Regions from separate parts of the Homo sapiens genome. Here region 2 is linked to region 1. The links are chromatin loops, found by intact Hi-C in ENCODE. Cell type or tissue: GM12878. All regions are shown on one strand. Each heading gives the region's core, and the rest is flanking DNA. Links, peaks and the distances in the headings are about the cores only.

Region 1 (9,116 bases), core at 2,082-6,081:
GAACAAAAGGACAAATGGCCCAATTTAAAAATGGGCAGAGGAACTGAAAAGACATTTACTCAGAAAAGATATACTAATGGCAGATAAGTACATGAAAAAATGTTCAACGTCACTAATCATTAGGGAAATGTCAATCAGTAATCACTTAACACCTGTTAGGATGGTTACTGTTAACCAGAAAAATAACAAGTGTTAACAAAGATTTGAAGAAGTAGAACCCTTGTGCACTCTGAGTGGTAGTGTAACACGATATAGCCACCATACAAAATAGTATGGGTAGTTTCTGAAAAAAGTAAAAAATTGAATTACTATATGATTTTGCAATTCCATTTCTGGCTATACATACAAAATAATTGAAAGCAGGGTCTCAAAGATATTTATTATTCACAATAGCTAAAAAGTGTGAACAGCCTTAATGTCCAACAAGTAAATAGATAAAGAAGAGGTTGTATATACATACAATAGAATATTATTCAGCTTTAAAAAGGAATGAAATTCTAATACATGCTACAACATGGGTGAACCACAAAAAACGTGCTAAGTGAAGGAAGCCAGTTACAAAAGAACAAATGTAGGATTCCATTATATGAGTTATCTAGAATAGCCAATTTCAGAGATGGAAAGTAGAATAAAGGTTATGAGGGGCTGGGAAAAATGAGGAATGAGGAGTTACTGTTTAATGGGTACAGACTTTCAGTTTGGGATCATGGAAAAGTTATAGAAATGTTTTAGTAGTGATGGTTGCATAATGTGAGTGTACTTACTGCCGTTAAATTGTACACTTAAAAATGGTTAAAATGGCTAATTTTATATTTATCACAATAAAAGTGTATAGGAGATCGGGTTTCTTATGAAAAATTAGAACCTCTGACATTATTAGGGCCTCATATTTATGAAAATGAAGGCAGTATTTGATGTGTGAATTATTTGTATTATTGCCTGGCCCTTATAGGCATTTGAGTCTAATCCCTGGAATAAATAAATGTAGGTACATTATTTACTGTTCAATGAAAATGAATGTTGGTCGGAAAAGAAATGATTTGCACTTAACCAAGGAGGCCACTGGTCTCAGTAGCAAATGCTGCTTAATGCTTAGATGAAGTTAACTTATCTGTTACACACTTCATTTTTATTATCATTTATAGTGTGGGATCCTATAGAAAATAGATACAGCTATTTAAAATATTCTGAGAAGTCTTTCATGGATGTAAATTGTTACTGCTTATTAATGATTCACAGTTTACTTCTGCTTAGTGGGTATTTATAGTATACATATTTATACTATGTATTTTTCTAATAATATTAGTAATTCTACTTAGTATTTACTTCTCCCTATTTTTATTTTCCTGACCCTGGCGATCTTTAATAACCTTCACTTTGGTACATGTCTTTATAAGTAAATTCAGATACTTAGGCGGTGGTTTTCAAACATTTTAGTAAAGAAATTCTATTCAAACAGTCTTACACTCTTAAGCGTAAAGGTTCCCTCCATCCTGTAAGTTGAAGCCTCAAGGGAAGGTGTAATAATGATTGATTTAGACTTGTATTGTCTGCTATGGTAACCATTAGTGATATGTGGCTATTAAATTTAAAGTCTTTAAAATCAAATTTAAAAATCAGTGGCTTGAGCTAGGCGCAGTAGTGTGTGCCTGTACTCTCAGGTACTTGGGAGGTTGAGGTAGGAGGCTCTCTTGAGCCCAAGAGTTCAGGGCCAACCTGGGCAACATAACAAGACCCCATCTCTTAAGAAACAAAAAATTCAGTGGCTTAATCACACTACCAAGGCCATTTCAAATGCTTTGGTAAGTTGTATTGGACACTGCTGCTTTAGATCATGGGCTTGAGTCAGAATGCCTATGTTCAAATTATATTATTTGCTACTGGGTAACATTAAGCAAGTCACCTCTCTTCACTTTTTATCCTGCAGAAAATGTAGATAGTATCATGAGGCTGTTCCATAGATTAAGTTAATTAACATATATAAAGTATTTAAGAATAGTATCCAGCACATGCTGCTGTTGTGCTGTTATAGGAGCTCTTATACTTCCTCAGAGATCTAGGTTCAGAAAAATACAGTATAAAAACCACCAATTTACGAAATAATTGCATCAAATTGAAATTTTTTACTGTGCTTGGCATATGAAACAGTTTATGGTTTTTATGACCTAGTTGAAAATACCTTGGTGGCATGTGCCTATAGTCCCAGCTGTTCAGAAGGCCAAGGCGGGAGGATCACTTGAGAACAGGGGGTTGAGGCTGCAGTGAGCTATGATTGTGCCACTGCACTCTAGCCTGGATAACACAGTGAGACCGTGTTTCTTAAAACAAATTTATAAATAAAAATACTTTGTTCTCTTCTAGCGAGTTGAAGAATTTCTCAGCAAAGATATCAGTTATCTTATTTCAAATAAGAAGGAAGCTAAATTTGCACAAACCTTGGGTCGAATTTCTCCTGTACCAAGTCCAGAATCTGCATATACTGCAGAAACCACTTCACCTCATCCCAGCCATGATGGAAGTTCATTTAAGTCACCAGACACAGTAAGTCTCTTAAATATGCTTTGAGACTCAGAAGGGCTATATCCTGAAGATCTCCTGGTTTTTAATAGCAAGGTGGCAGTAGAGTTTACTTATGTAGAACATTTGCAAAGCCACATGATGTGTGGCTCTCTAGTCCTCAATAAAGTTGCTGTCTTTTAGGAAGGTGGGTTTTTCCTAATAGTTCTTGTGTAATCATACTCTGATTGCTTAGGTATACCCTTGTATTTAGGGATGGCGTGTAGTTTTTAGAATAATTTACAACTAAAAAGTTAAGAGCAGATCATTCTTTGAAGAAGAAATAGAAACCTTTTTAATTTTCAGAGCAGGGGTCAGCAAACTCTGGCCCATGGGCCAAATCTAGTCTGTTGCCTTTTTTGTACAACCTGCAGGTTAAGCATGGTTTTTACATTTTCAAATAGTTGTGTAAAAATATCAAAAGAATATTTTGTGACAAGTAGAAATTTTATGACATTCAGATTTCATTGTCATAATGTTTTATTGGAACACAGCCATACCTGTTTGTTTAGGTATAATCTGTAGTTGTTGTGTTTTAGGCAGAATTGAATAGTTGCTGTAGAGACCATATGGCCAACAAAGCTTAAAATGTGTACTGTCTGGTCCTTTGCATAAAAAGGTTGCCAGCCCCTATTCTAGAATTATTGAAATCACATCCCTACCACTCCATGGCCAGTAAATTGAAAGATGCAAGGAAAGACAAATTAAATTGATTTAATTGGGTGTGAGGTGGGATAGGATCAAATGAGAGATAAAATGTTTATTTCAGTTTTTAGGTTGAAGTGTAATTAAGTTATTATTTTACAATATTCTCCTCGACTTACCTATTATAGCCATTTGAAAATTAAGGAAAATGAGGAGAAAACAGAAGAAATGAGTCAGAAAGGAGCTATCACTTGAAAAAAGAGATACAATACATAGAAGAAAGAATGGAAAAGAGATCAAGAAAGGACCATGCATTCTCTGAGTTAATGCTTTTTTGGAGCAAGGAGACAATACACCAGCGATTCCAAAATAATTGTTGGTTATGGCATTTCAACGAGTTTTCCTAGTACTTTATTTAAAAAGTGAAGTAACGGCTGGGTGCGGTGGCTCACGCCTGTAATCCCAGCACTTTGGGAGGCTGAGGTGGGTGAATCACGAGGTCAGGAGTTCAAGACCAGCCTGGCCAACATAGTGAAACCACATCTCTACTTAAAAAAAATACAAAAATTAGCCGGGCATGATGGTGCGTGCCTGTAGTCCCAGCTACTTGGGAGGCTGGGGCAGGAGAATCACTTGAACCCGGGAGGCAGAGGTTGCAATGAGCTGAGATCACACCACTGTACTCTAGCTTGAGCGACACAGCAAGACTTTGTCTCCAAAAAAAAAAAAAAAAAAAAAAAGGTGAAATAACATGTGAAAACAGTATATAAAATTTATTGTTTTTCTGAAATCTCTGATTTAATAGGAACTAAAATGTAAGCCAATTAATTATAAAGAATTCCAGTGAAACCTAGCTATTTTATTTTTCATGTTGAATAGAATTTACTACAAAACCAAAGAGGTCACCCAAAAAAGAGAAACTTTTTAATATGAGACCCAAAAGTTCTCTTTTCTTAGCTGCTTTACCTTTTTAACCTGTTCTCCAGTTAAGCACTATGTTTTAAATTTTTCTGGTCTTTTTATAGGTGTGTTTAAGCAGAGGAAAATTATTAGTTGAAAAAGCTATCAAGGACCATGTAAGTAGGAACTATAAAGATTCACATTGTACATTTTGTTATTAAAAACTCAACTGGAAATTACAGATATTCTTGAAATTTTCCTTTCCACATTTTTAGGCAAAAACCTGAATCTCAGCATATATTTTATTTTACAAAGTAAAGAACTTACTTTTCATGTAGAAACATCCCCATCTTGTGGCCTTTTAAAATATTACTGGAAACTTAAAACTTGCCTTATAGTTTTCATTAAATTACCAAGGATGTGGGTATAAAGTGGGATTGATTTTAGGAATTCTATAGAAAATCTTGATGTCCTAGCTATTGTAACTCTATAGGGTCTGTTACAAATAACTGCCTTAGTGACATTAAACTTCAAATAATTGAATTTTTATTAAAATTTAGCTCATCTTAAATAATTTCCTAGAACAACCATAAAACTTTTTTTTTTACAGGATTTTATTCCTTCAAATAGTATATTATCAAATGCCTTGTCATGGGGAGTAAAAATTCTTCATATTGATGGTAAGGATTTTATAATTGTTTTTTGACAGTATTTGTTTTAAGTGTCCATGTCTGTCCTTTGGTTCCTGACTTTACATAGTGAAATTTTGATAGCAGGGATGTCTTAATCTGTTTCCTATTGCTTATAACAGAATACCTGAAACTGGGTAATGTACAAAGAAAAGGAATTTATTTCTTACAGTTATGGAGACTAAGAAGTCCTGGGTCAAAGGGCTGCATCTGGTGAGGGCCTTCTTGTTGGTGGAGACTCTGCAGAGTCTTGAGGCAGCACAGAGTATCACATGGTGAGGGGCTGAGTGTGCTAGCTCAGGTCTCTCTTTCTCTTTTTATAAAGATATCAGGTCCACTCCCATGATAACCCATTAATCCATGAATTCCCTCTTAAAGGTCCCATCTCTCAGTAAGTACTGTCACACTGGGGGTTAAATTTCAACATGAGTTTTAGAGGAGACAAACATTCAGACCATAGCATAAGAGATACCTATAATGGTAAATTCTTTATCTAATTTAACTACAAGAAAATATCACTGTTTAACTCCAAGAGTAAAATTGCTAATCTTAAAACCTTCTTTCTTTTAATAAAGACATTAGATACTACATTGAACAAAAGAAAAAAGAGTTGTATTTACTCAAGAAATCAAGTACTTCAGTAAGAGATGGGGTATGTTTTCTTTTTCAATTTTTAAAGTGACCAAGCTTGGTTTTTTTACTTACGTATTTGCAAAGTTTTCCTCCCAAGCAGAAAATATCCTAGGGGCAAGCCTGTGTATGATGTGCCTGTTTCTGTTATTCAAATAAATCGAGTGTCATTTAACTTTAGGGTTGTACTCACCAGGTAAAAGTTGTTCCTGGAATAGTGGCATAGGTCGCTTCCTCAGCCCCCTTTTGTTACTGCTGTTTTGTAACAGGTACTTTTATTTATTCTGTAGAAAAATCACTAAAATCAGCCTGTTGTATAAACGTTCCTAATGTAAGTAATGTACTTCTTTTTGGAATATAAATATGTACTATCCTTTTCAACTGCTCTAAATGGTATAACAAAATCTCGTTTTAGCATAGCTAACTGGCCTGACCTTGAAATACTTGTTAAACAACCACATTGGTTGTTAACGTTCTGTTAAACCTAATGTTCCCATTATCTTCAGTCCCTTTCCTTTTCCTTGTTGCTTCTTTGAAGCATCTATACAGTTTCAGGCTTTTTCCATCCTTTAAAACAAATACAGTAAAACCTCCCTTGATCCCACATCCCTACCTACCTATTATCTAATCCTTGTAATTCCTCATCCAAAGTTCTCAGATCTCTACTTTTATACTTCCCATTCACTTTTCAACCTACAAGGTATAAAACTTCTGACCAGTTTTCCAAATCATTTTGATACTTTTTAAACCCAGTCATATTGGTTCTCTCAGCTGTTGTCCATTTCTTCCTTAAACTTTTCTATTCTCTTCTGAAATTTCATCTCTTAGCTTTCTCCTGATCTCTTCATATTTCTCAGACCATTCTTTTGTGGCCTACTTTTCCTTTGTTCAATATTTAAATGACAGGGATCTAAAAATAATAAACTGATAAGAGTGTATATAGAGACATGAAGCCATAGTAGGATGGCATATTTTAGAAATCTTGTATAGCATAATACAGCCTGATCTTTGAGTGTGCCAGTGACAAAAGATAAAGCTGGAAAAACCAGCATGTTAAGATTATAAAGTACCTTGCCCTATATAAAGGAGTTAGATTTTATCTTGGAGAGTTTGGAAAATTATGGAAAGATTATAAATAGAGTAACCTGATTGGATAGTCATTTTGGAAAGATCTTCTGGTTGACAGTAAAGAATGAATTATTTGGCAAGACTGAAAAATGGCTTTTGAACTCTTGAACAATTTTTTTTTTTTTTTTTTGAGGCAGGCCCTCCCCCTCTGTCATCCAGGCTGGAGTACAGTGGTGCCATCTCAGCTCACTGCAACCTCCTCCTCCCGGGCTCAAGCGATCCTCCCACCTCAGCCTCCCAAGTAGCTGGGACTACAGGCATGAGCCACCGTACCTGGCTAGTTTTTGTATTTTTTGTAGAGACGGGGTTTCGCCATGTTGCCCAGGCTGGTCTCGAACTCCTGAGCTCAAGCTATCCACCCGCCTCAGCCTCCCAAAGTGCTGAGATTACAGCCATAAGCAACCACACCCAGCCCTCATTTTTTACTGAATACATTTTATAGGATGACCACTTGGTATATACATGCCGTATATAAGGCTGCATAAACTTTTTATGCATTTCTCGTTTTTAATAAATTCACGTTTATATAAGGATAATTTGCAGAAAGCAACAAAGTAGTATTTAAATAAAACTATCAATCAAAGTGTAAAAATGATTTGGAAAACTGGTCAGAAGTTTTATACCTTGTAGGTTGAAAAGTGAATGGGAAATATAAAAGTAGAGATCTGAGAACTTTGGATGAGGAATTACAAGGATTAGATAATAGGTCTGGGTTAAAAATTTAAATGACTATTTCCAAATTTTCACAAAATATAAGTGGATATTCCTGTATTGGACTTTGCTAAATGGCATATAAATTGCCTCTACCACACTTAGCAGATTGTTTGGATTGTATATAGAAGTAAATGTTTAAAAAAATGTAAACTCATAAGGACATTTATGGACTCTGAATACACAAATTATGTCTGTCTTCATGTATATGTGTATATATATCTGAAATAAGTTTCATAGAACAATAGTTACCCTCCTTAATGTGGTGGATATTAATATTTCTGTGGTATTTTCATTTCTTAAAAATATTGATCACAACTCTGAATTGACTTTATAGCCTACTGATAGGTCACAGTTTGCAGTTTAAAAAGCATTCTGGGGGCTAAGCATGGAGGCTTATGCCTCTAATCCCAGCACTTTGGGAGGCCAAGGTGGGCAGATCACACGAGGTCAGGATACCAGCATGACCAACATGGTGAAACCCCCATCTCTACTAAAAATACAAAAATGCCCGGTGTGGTGGTGCATGCCTGTAATCCCAGCTACTTGGAAGGCTGATAGAAGAGAATCACTTGAAGCTGGCAGGCAGAGGTAGCAGTGAGCCGGGATCACCCCCACTGCAGTCCAGCCTGGGTGACAGAGTGAGACTCCATCTCAAAATAAATAAATAAATGGATGGATGGATAGATAGCATTCTGGGATGTTATGTCAGTGATCCTGAGAAATGTTCAAGGCCTGGCTTAAGGCAATAACAAAGGGGAGGGGAAGATTTGAAAGATACTTAATTGGTTTCAGTGCCTAGTCAGTGTCTTGAGTCTAGTATTTACTAGATTATTAACATCATAAAGACCAAGTTTAGTCCTCATCATTCCTTCAGTAGTAACAAATATTAAATGCCTGCTATGTGCCATGCAGTAGGAGCCCTCATAAAACGAAGAAAAGATAAAATAGCTATGAAACAGATCTTAATCTTTCTTCTAAAATAAAAATGATAATAATACCAAATATCTTGATAGTCCAGAATCTATATCTGGTTGAATTGATACTCATACTGGAAATTTTTATTTTGGTATATAAGAAAGGAATGTTTCTGGAAAATTTTTAGTTTGCCAAGTACTAAAACAAAATTAGTGAAATTACATTTAAGAGTCTTGAATGGACATGTATAAATTTCAAAATGTTTATTAGGTTCCCATAAATGTTCTTATTAGTATGTATCTTATTTAAAATATGGTAATTGGATAAAGGTATTTTACTCATTGCTTTATTTAAAGTGCTTTGAGGTTTGGGCTTTTCTTTTTTTTTTTTTTTTCCAGTTTACTCAAAACTTATTTTGTCGAATTTTTTACATACATGTGCAGGAGGAATATTGGTCTTTTTCTTTGATGTCTTTGTCTGGTTTTAGTGGAATGTTTAATCCTATTTTCAGAACACACTGATATGTGTTCCTGTTTCTATTTTCCAGAGAAGTTTTTATAGAATTGTTTTTATTTCTTTAAATGTTTGGTAGAATTTACTAGCAAGGCTATCTAGCCCTGACATTTTTCTTTGTTGGAAGATTCTTAACTATGAATTCAATTTATTCATTAGATATAGGATAATTCAGGTTATTTTCTCTTCAGTGCATGTTGGTAGTCTGTTTTTCAAGGAATTTGTCCATTGTGTCTTGGTTGTCAAATTGATGGGCAAAGAGTTGTTTCTAATACTCCCTTATTAACTTTGTAATGTCTATGGGAACTGTAATAATGTCCCCTCTTCCATTCCTGATAATGCTATTTTGTGTCTATTCCTTTTTTCTTAGTCAATCTGGCTAGTTTTACCAGTTATTAATATTTTCAAGGAAACAGCCTTTAGTGG
Region 2 (9,116 bases), core at 3,105-7,104, 220 kb after region 1:
TGTACAACCCAGATGTGAAGTACCACCCTATCTTCTCCATTAAATGCAACCGCAACCCTCAGTTCATGATGATCAGTGGCTCCCCTGGGAATTTGGAGGTGGTTTAAGGTCCAGGATTGCATTGTGTACCATTTTACCTGCTCTCCACCCCCTCCCCAAAGCTGAGAGTTACCAGCTTCTGTGGGATTATCTCACAAGGAGCAGTAGTCTCAGGCTAGGCTGGTTTCCTTGGAATTTCGGTGAAGAAAATGTCTTCAGTCTGTTACATCTCCATGTCATCCTGTTCTCTCTCCTCCATTTGTGAAACACTGAACATTTTAAGTAGTGTCAGTCCTTAAGTCATACTGTGAAGTAGGTAACATTTGCGCCTTTAAACCACCCATCCTATCGGTCCTTTCTGTTTCACTCTTTCGTATCTCAGTGAGTCAATTTAATTAGAAGCTTTCAGCTACTGAAGAAATAGAAGATTGGTGACAGGATGGAAAGAGGTCATTTAGAGAAGAGCTTCTCGAACTTTAATGTGCATATGAATCATCTAGGGACTTGTTAAAATACAGATTCTCTACAGTAGGTTGGGGGTGGGGCCTGAGATTCTGCATTTTTAACAACCTCCTAGTGATGTCAATGCTGCTTGTCTCTGAACTGCACTCTGAGTAGTAAGTATTTAAAGGTGACATCCTAAGATGGCAGAAGATTTACCTTCTTACCTTTCCAGGCACATTGAATCCAAATAAATGAATCTCTCTTAGTAGAATTTTATTAATGCAATTGGATGCTAAGAAAAACTTCACAATTTAAAACCCCGCCCATAAACTGCTTACCAGTTAAAGCCATTGCTGGTTTCAGAAAAGAATAGTATGAACCTGTTTATCTGGTAATCAATATAAACACTGTAAAAACAAGCATTTCCTCCATCAATATAATTTAGTGACTCTCAAATGATTTATATTCATTTTTACTTAGTTTTATGTAAAAGAGTATTGCTTTGCTGCTGCTCATGATTGAATTTCTTTTTTTTTTTTTTTTTTTTTTTTTGAGACAGGGTCTCTATCGCCCAGGCTGGAGTACAGTGGTGCCATCTCAGCTCACTGCGACCTCCACTTCCCTGGTTCAAGCGATTCTCCTGCCTCAGCCTCCCGAGTAACTGGGATTACAGGCATGCACTACCACATCCAGCTAATTTTGTATTTTTAGAAGAGACAGGGTTTCACCATATTGGCTGGGCTGGTTTGGAACTCCTGACCTCAAGGGATCCACCCACCTCAGTCTCCCAAAGTGCTGGGATTAGAGGCATGAGCCACTGCACCTGGCCCATGGTTGAATTTCTTATAACTAGGAAAGCAGATGATTAAACTTTGGTGCAAGGGTCACATATGTATTTCCTTTCTTTTCTTTTTTTGTCATTTTTTCTTTTGAGACAGAATTTCACTCTTTTTGTCCAGGCTGGAGTGCAGTAGCACAATCACAGCTCACTGCAGCCTCAAACTCCTGGGTTCAAATGATCCTCCTGCCTTAACCTCCCAAGAGGCTAGGAATACAGGTGCATGCCACCACATCCAGCTAATTTCAATTTTTTTTTTTTTTGTAGAGACAGGGTCTTGCTATGTTGCTTAGGCTGGTCTTGAACTTCTGGCCTTAAGTGATGCTCCTGCCTCGCCTCTGAAAGCATTGAAATTGTAGACATGAGACACTGTGCCTGACTCCCCATGTGTATTTCAATATCTCTTTCTTTGTTCCTCTAATATCACCTACATAAAAGAAAGGTCAAGTCAACTTTTATTTCCCTGAATTTTGATTTAGAGTCAGCTCACTCAGAGTGTTTATGAATAATTCTGTTAGAAAAGATTTGATAATGCTAATCTGAATAATGAAATATCATGCAGAGTTCTAGATGTGGAGGTGCATTGTGAGTAGAAACCTCCTGTGAAATGAAGCAGCTGATTCTCCTTGTGATGCAAAGACTTACATTCTTTATTTCTGTTTTCAGGGAGGAGAGCACTGTTACTACCAGGGCCATATCCGAGGAAACCCTGACTCATTTGTTGCATTGTCAACATGCCACGGACTTCAGTAAGTGTTCAAAAAGTTATTTTTACTGTTTGTTTTTTCAATAATTTATTTTCTTTATTATGAATGCACTATAGTAGATATCCCTATTTTGTGTCAAGAAATGACTTTAAATTGGTGATGGATCTGATTTTTTTTTTCTCTTTTGTATTTTATAAACCAAGCAGATTTTTAAATTAGGGTTGCAAATGGTCGGGCGTGGTGGCTCATGCCTATAATCCCAGCACTTTGGGGGGGTCTAGGCAGGCAGATCACCTGAGGTCAGGAGTTCGAGACCAGCCCAGCCAACATGGTGAAACCCTGTCTCTACTAAAAATACAAAAATTAGCCGGGCATGGTGGCAGGTACCTGTAATCCCAGCTACTCGGGAGGCTGAGGCAGGAGAATCACTTGAACCTGCGAGGTGAAGGTTGCAGTGAGCCAAGACCATGCCACTGCACTCCAGCCTGTGGGATAGAGCGAGACTCTGATTCAAAAAAAATAAAGAAAGAAAGAAAGAAAGAAAGAAAAGTCCTACATTTTGCAAAAGAAAGAAAAAATATATATTGTCAAGAAAAAAGATAAGCATACTTTAAGGAGATGCTAGACTCCATCTCAAAAAAATTAAATAAAATTAGAGCTGCAGAAAACAGAGGCTTTTGAATTTCACAATGATACCTTAAAATGATATTTGAAGCATTTTTCTAGTTTCATCCAAATTCAGACAGGAGTGATTTGGGTTAACTTTGGTGTCTGTTTCTGTGGATGTTTAGCCCCTTGATATTCTTCCCTACTCCTTCTTTATATTAGTTTTTATATTTTTGTCAAATAATAGCAGTTTCAGTAAATGGAAACGCCTGACTCCTTACACAAAGAGAAAAGGCTGCTAGTGATCTCAAGAGCTCATATGTCTTTGCCCCTTTTTTTCAGCCTGAATCCCACCTAATTCATAGCAAATCTGTGGGAGGGTCTGTCGTTTCTCAGAGATCTCCGAGGAACAAAGTTCATCCTTCCTCAAGGCCTTGCTTCCTTTCTCATAACCTTCTCTATCAAATAATGTTTGCTGATGTTTAACATGGGAATACATCCACTTCCTCCATCCTGTCGATAATGATAATGCACAGGTGGTTGTTTCTTACTTGTTTTGTAACCCCTTATAAAGCTACCGTGTCATTCCTCAGCATTCTCTTTTAACTAAATCGTTTCATTTCCTTCTTGTTTGTTTTACTTTTTGGCACAGAACAATCCAGCACTTTAATTTTGTTAAATTTTCGTTGAGAAACTTTAAAATAATTCCTTTTTGTTACCATCTTAGAGATGTGGCTTTTCATCTAACAAGCAGTTACTGGGTGTCTCCTGTGTGCCAGCCCTAGGAATATTAAGGCGATTGAAACACAAGTCCTGGGAGCTCACAGTCTCATGAGGAGGCCAAATCTAGCCCATTTCCTGATGTGGAACATGATAGGTATATTTGCTTTTTTTTTGAGAGAGAGAGAGGAAAAAAAAAAAAACAAAACTGGGAAAAATGCAAGCTAAGCATTGTCACCGAAGAACAGGTGGCACCTAAGGGCTCTGGAAACATGCCACCTGAAGACAGTGGAGTGCAATAGGTTGGAATAGCCTATCCAAGGGAGAGGGTTACACTGACAGATCTTAAATCTAGGAAAGAGAGCTAATGGACACGGCCAGAAAATCTAGCTAGTCTGCCTGAGTGACACCTCTGGTCAGGATCTGGGAATAAGCATATTAGGCAGAAAGGAAAGAATATAAGTGTAAGTTAAATAACCAGAGACAGGAGGCCATGTGTCTGAGAGCATGGAAGACTTCCATTTCCTTGTTTGTGCTAAAAGACTACTGTGAATAAAGGTGTACATTTATTTACTTTAAATACATTATTTGAAGAAAGAGGTTTTTACAAACATGGAATCCATGCTTAATATCAGACAGTCTCTGTTTTCTTATTAGGAAAAAGAAACATTGAAGTCCTTTTCAGCAGTAAAATTGTTACATCTGAGCTCAAGACAAGCACATCTGTCACCTAGGAATAGTACAGTGAGACCTGTTCACATTTGTGACAGCAAGTGTATATTGGGGGTAAAAAATGAAGTGTTTTTTTTCCCCTTTTCTCTCTCTTAAAATCTCAATCCAAAGTCCTAGTGTCAGCATCTTTCTCAGTACTCGTTCCAGTCTGCCTTCTGGTTTTCCAAATGGACTCAATGTTGTGAGAATCAGAGAGAAGATATTTGTGCCTTCTAAGGGCTATAAATGGACCTGAGAACCTAAGAATGATACCTGTTACTAATCCTACTATAGTCTTGTAAAGAAGGATTGAAAAATAACTTTTAGGCCGGGCACGGTGGCTCACCCCTGTAATCCCAGGCATGAGCCACCATGCCCACTTTTCTTTTTTCTTTTCTTTTCTTTTTTTTCTTTTCTCTTCTCTTTTCTTTTTCTTTTCTTTTGTTCTTTCATTCATTCGTTCATTTGTTCGTTCGTTCATTCATTCTTTCTTTTGTTCATTCTTTTCTGTCAGAGTCTCACTCTGTCCCACAGGCTGAAGTGCAGTGGTATGATCTCAGCTCGCTGCAGCCTCCGCCTCCCAGGTTCAAGCCATTCTTGTGCCTCAGCCTCCTGAGTAGCTGGGATTACAGGTGGCTGCCAGCATGCCCATCTAATTTTTGTATTTTCAGTAGAGACGGGGTTTTGCCATGTTGGCCAGGTTGGTCTCGAACTCCTGACCTCGTGATCCGCCCACCTCAGCCTCCCAAAGTGCTGAGATTACAGGGTTATTTTAATTAAGTAAATTTTATATCTCCTTTTAAGAATGTTTTTATTTAAAACTAAATAAAAATAAACAGAAAACCTATCGTGTGTCTTGGAACATTGTCAGAATTGTGTATGACCATTTTAGGCTTTCTTAGACTTTTATGAGCACATAGGATAAATATAACCTTGTATCATCTTGTTGTTTAGTAATTATTGCTTCTCATCTTGACTTTACTTTCTGGAAGAAATGTTTTGGGGGGATGTTATGAAATATTGAATAATGTATGTTGTCCCAATTACAGTGGTTTAGATATGAGATATATTATGTCATCCATGACTCATCCTTTATAAATTACCAAGTGCGTACTGTTTTTTTTTTCATTTTTGATTTATTAAATTCAGTTCAATAATATAAATAAGGGAAAATCAGATTCGTATATCTTTCCCATAAAGAACCTGCAAGGTCACATTTGTTTGGAGTCAAAGGACTAATAGGCAATGTTTTGATCTTGGTGTGTTTGGTGTTAATGCAAAAATCTTGTTACTGTGGGAACCTTAAAGCACGGAGTTAAGTTTGAGTTTATTGCCCTCTTGTGGAAATTTGTAAGAATGGCTTTTTCATTTCAAAATCTTATTTTGATACAACCTTTTGAAATTTTAGCTCAATTGGTCTGTGACGACTTGGTCTTAGCTATAGGTTTTTATCAAGTATACTGTTATGGACTCAATATAAAAATTAGGATTTATATAAGTAAAACAAAAATATTTCAGTTCTCAAAGCATATAAAACACATGTATTTTTTCATTATTAAGGAATTAATAATGGCATATTATCATATAGCAATCTAGAGTCTTCTGAGATACAGATAGTGTCAGAATCTGTTGTCTTCATATTGCCTACATGATGTTTAAGTCCAATAAAAAAATGACTTTCTCATTGGACATTAACCTAGTATAAGGATAAATAACACTCAGTACTATTTTAAGAAAATAATCTGCTTGCTACTTTGTTGGTGTTGCCACGTGAATTTTGGCAAACTATGATGGTTTCATATGACTTTCTGGATGGATATGGCTAGTTCTCAGCAAGGGTAGAGAGATACTCCCTGCCATATTTGGTCTACGTTTTTGAAAGGCTCCCCCTCTGACTCCTTGGGCACATATTGTCAGTAATGTCTTACAAACTGCATCTGTTTATGTTTAAATTCCAAATAGAATGTCATCCAAATTCAGAAAGTACATGTGGCTGAAAACAGTGCAGCTGTGAGAATAATCATTCTGTGAGTATATAGAAGTTGAGGACATGTGGAAGATGTTATAGCAGGAATGAAAGAATTTGGATAGAGGCAGAACTTGGAGGCCATTATAATTATAGCTCATGGAATTTCACCAATTTCACTAAATCTTCAATGAAAGACAAATACTAGTTTATGTTTAGGAGCTTGGCTGTCACATAATCATTTCTACCAAAAACTAAAAAATTACTACAGCTCATAGCTTTGCTACCCTCAGATGCCTGAATGATAAGACAAGTTTCTTTAACATCATAAAGGGCCTGATCTCAGTAAAAGGATCATGTTCTTCTAAAAGCAGCAGCTATCAGAATCTGTCTGAGTGGGAGCTGAGGCCATTTGTATATTGAAGTGCTCTCCAGAGGATTTCTCAGATGGCTGGTAGCCACCCCCAGCCTACGAGGTCCAAAATGGAATTTTTTATTTTTAAAGAAATATAGGGTCTTGCTCTGTCACCCAGGCTGGAGTACAGTGGCACAATCATCAATCACTGCAGCCTTGAACTCTTGGGTTCAGGTGATCCTCCCACCTCAGCCTCCCAAGTAGCTGGGACTACAGGTGTGTGCATCACCAGGCCCAGCTAACTTTTTAAAAATTTTTTGTAGAGAGAGAGTCTTGCCACTCACTACGTTGCCCAGGCTGGTCTCAAACTCCTGGCCTCATGTGATTTCCCCCCGCCTTGGCCTTCCAAAGTGTTGGGATTCCAGATGTGAGCCCCATGCCCAGCTCAAAACTGAACTCTTAAAGGATTTGCATCCTTCCCTCTGCTTCCTGCTTCCCTAGGCCCATCCCGAAAAGTTCTTTCTGCATCCCCCCTGCCTGCCCTCTTTTTTTTTTTTTTTTTTTTTTTTTTGAGACAGGGTCTCACTCCATTACCTCTTTTTTTATCTTGTTAAATGACATGTCCATTTTTCCAGTTGCTCAGGTCAAAACTTGGAGTCTTCACTAACTCTTCTCTGTTTTACGTACTTTGTTTCAAATCCATCAGTAAATCCTACTGGTTGTACCTTCAAAATATATCTGGAATTTGACCAGTTCTCACCACCTCTACTATTACTGCTCTGATCTAAGCCAGCATCTTCTTTCGCCTGGATTATTGCAGTAACTTCCCTGCTTCTATCCTTGCTGTGCTAAAAATTATTGTAACATAGTATCTGGCATGATCATTATAAAACTTAAGAAAGATTGTATTTCCCATCTGCTTAGAACTTTGCAGTGGCTCTTCATCTCTCTTAGAGTAAAAGCCAAGGCCCTAGGAAGTGCCCACCTAGTATGGCCCCCAAGACCCTCTGGCACCATTTATTGCCCTTCACCTGATTATTTTCTTCCCTAGAACTTATCACTGTCATATGTATGTGTATGTGTGTGTGTATATATATATATAATATATATATTATAAATAAATAAATAAATATATATATATATATATATATATATATATATATATAGTAAGTCCTAGAATACTTATGAGCACCACAAGGACAGAGAATTGGTCTGTTTTGTTTGCTATTGTATCCCCAGCACCTAGAACAGTGCATTGTAGGTGCTCTGTAAACACGCTGATTGAATGAAGGAATGCATGAATGGAGGTAGGTAGCAGGTTGCAAATGGGCAGTTCGTGGTCCCATCTGTCTGGGCTCTGTTCCTATTTCTGCTCTTACTGGTTAAATAATTTGGCAAGTTACTTTATCTCTTTGGGTTTCAGTTTCCTTACTTATAAAATAAGGATAGTCGTTGTACTTCTCTTGTAGATTTGTGGAAAAGATTAAATGAGTGTAAAGTATTTAGCTTGTGGCAAGTTGTTCAAATGTGTTAGCTCTTGTTACTAGAGCATCTTCCATGTTTATGGTAGGTCGGGCGTTCTCAGTATAGTCCCTGAAAACCTGCATCAGGATCACCTGGAGCTTATTTAAAATGCAATTTCCTGGGTTCCAGTCCATAAATCTGAGGAGAGTCCTGAAAGAGCTGCGTTTTTACTAGCTCTCCAGATGACTTTTTGCATATGAAAATCTTGGAATTCTATGTTAGAGGAAGAAGTGATGGGCAACAGCTAGAGCATGGCAATCCTGAGCATGGGGTCAGGTGAGGATGAGGTGACTCTACCTATAAGGAATCAGAAGGAGGGGCCTTCCCTCTCAGTGGTGTGTGTGGTGTGTCTGGAGGTGATGGATGGGACTGGGAAATGGGCATTGAGAAGCAAATGGGCCCTCTGGCTGCTGCTGATTTTAAAATGATCTTGTTCTGGGATGAGAGTCGATGGCCATGCCTAATTATTTTTTTGTCGTTGGCAGTGGGATGTTCTATGACGGGAACCACACATATCTCATTGAGCCAGAAGAAAATGACACTACTCAAGTAAGTGCTCCTTCTGTTTGTTGTGGCAAATGGAAATGTTTATGCTGAGAGCTTTTTTCCTCTCCTTTTTTTATCTCTACTTTATTTCATTTTTATATTTTTTAGGGTTAAGATAGTAAACATATGTACAGATGCTCCTCAACTTATGATGGGTCTATGTCCTGATAAACCTATCATAAGTTAAAATATTATAAGTAAAAAACGTATTTAATACCCTGATAAATGCATCATAAAGTCAAAAACATGTATGTTGGGGACTGTCTGTATATTTTAAACTAAATATTGAGTAAGTCAAAACCACAAGTGTTTTTTAAAAAATTTCTTGCCAGGTGTGGTGGCTCATGCCTGTAATCCCAGCACTATTGGAGGCAGAGGTGGGCATGAGGTCAGGAGTTAGAGACCAGCCTGGCCAACTTGGTGAAACCCCGTCTCTACTAAAATACAAAAATTAGCCAGGTGTGGTGGCATGCGCCTGTAATCCCAGCTACTTGGGAAGTTAAGGCAGAAGTATTGCTTGAACCTCCTGCCACTGCGCTCCAGCCTGGGTGACAGAATGAGACTCCGTCTCCAAAACAAACAAACAAACAAACAAAAAATTTCTTTTGTTTCTTTCTCTTTTATATTGGAAATATAATACTTTCCCTTTGAGGTGTTCTG

What was found. Hi-C counts contacts between places; a loop is a spot of excess contacts. Peaks named below come from ENCODE experiments on the same cell type or tissue, not always from the same donor. Only the 100,000 strongest peaks of a DNase experiment are listed, where the experiment ranks them.
Region 2: a loop joins it to region 1, with 7 times the contacts of the local background. A loop is called at or near these places in 27 of 110 quality-filtered maps.

What each region holds. Positions count from the first base shown.
Region 1 is chr7:87,882,618-87,891,733 of GRCh38, forward strand. DBF4 (DBF4-CDC7 kinase regulatory subunit) reads left to right here. Exons shown (of 12, transcript NM_006716.4): 3 at 2,362-2,541; 4 at 4,227-4,277; 5 at 4,712-4,781; 6 at 5,366-5,442. Among named protein-coding and RNA genes, the nearest start is that of DBF4, 11 kb to the left of the region's middle. In GM12878, for the core only: a CTCF peak has its summit at 2,603; a DNase peak (open chromatin) is centred at 4,473.
Region 2 is chr7:88,106,189-88,115,304 of GRCh38, forward strand. ADAM22 (ADAM metallopeptidase domain 22) reads left to right here. Exons shown (of 32, transcript NM_001324418.2): 5 at 1,988-2,070; 6 at 8,396-8,459. Among named protein-coding and RNA genes, the nearest start is that of SRI-AS1, 110 kb to the right of the region's middle. In GM12878, for the core only: a CTCF peak has its summit at 5,398 (motif pointing left); a DNase peak (open chromatin) is centred at 5,373.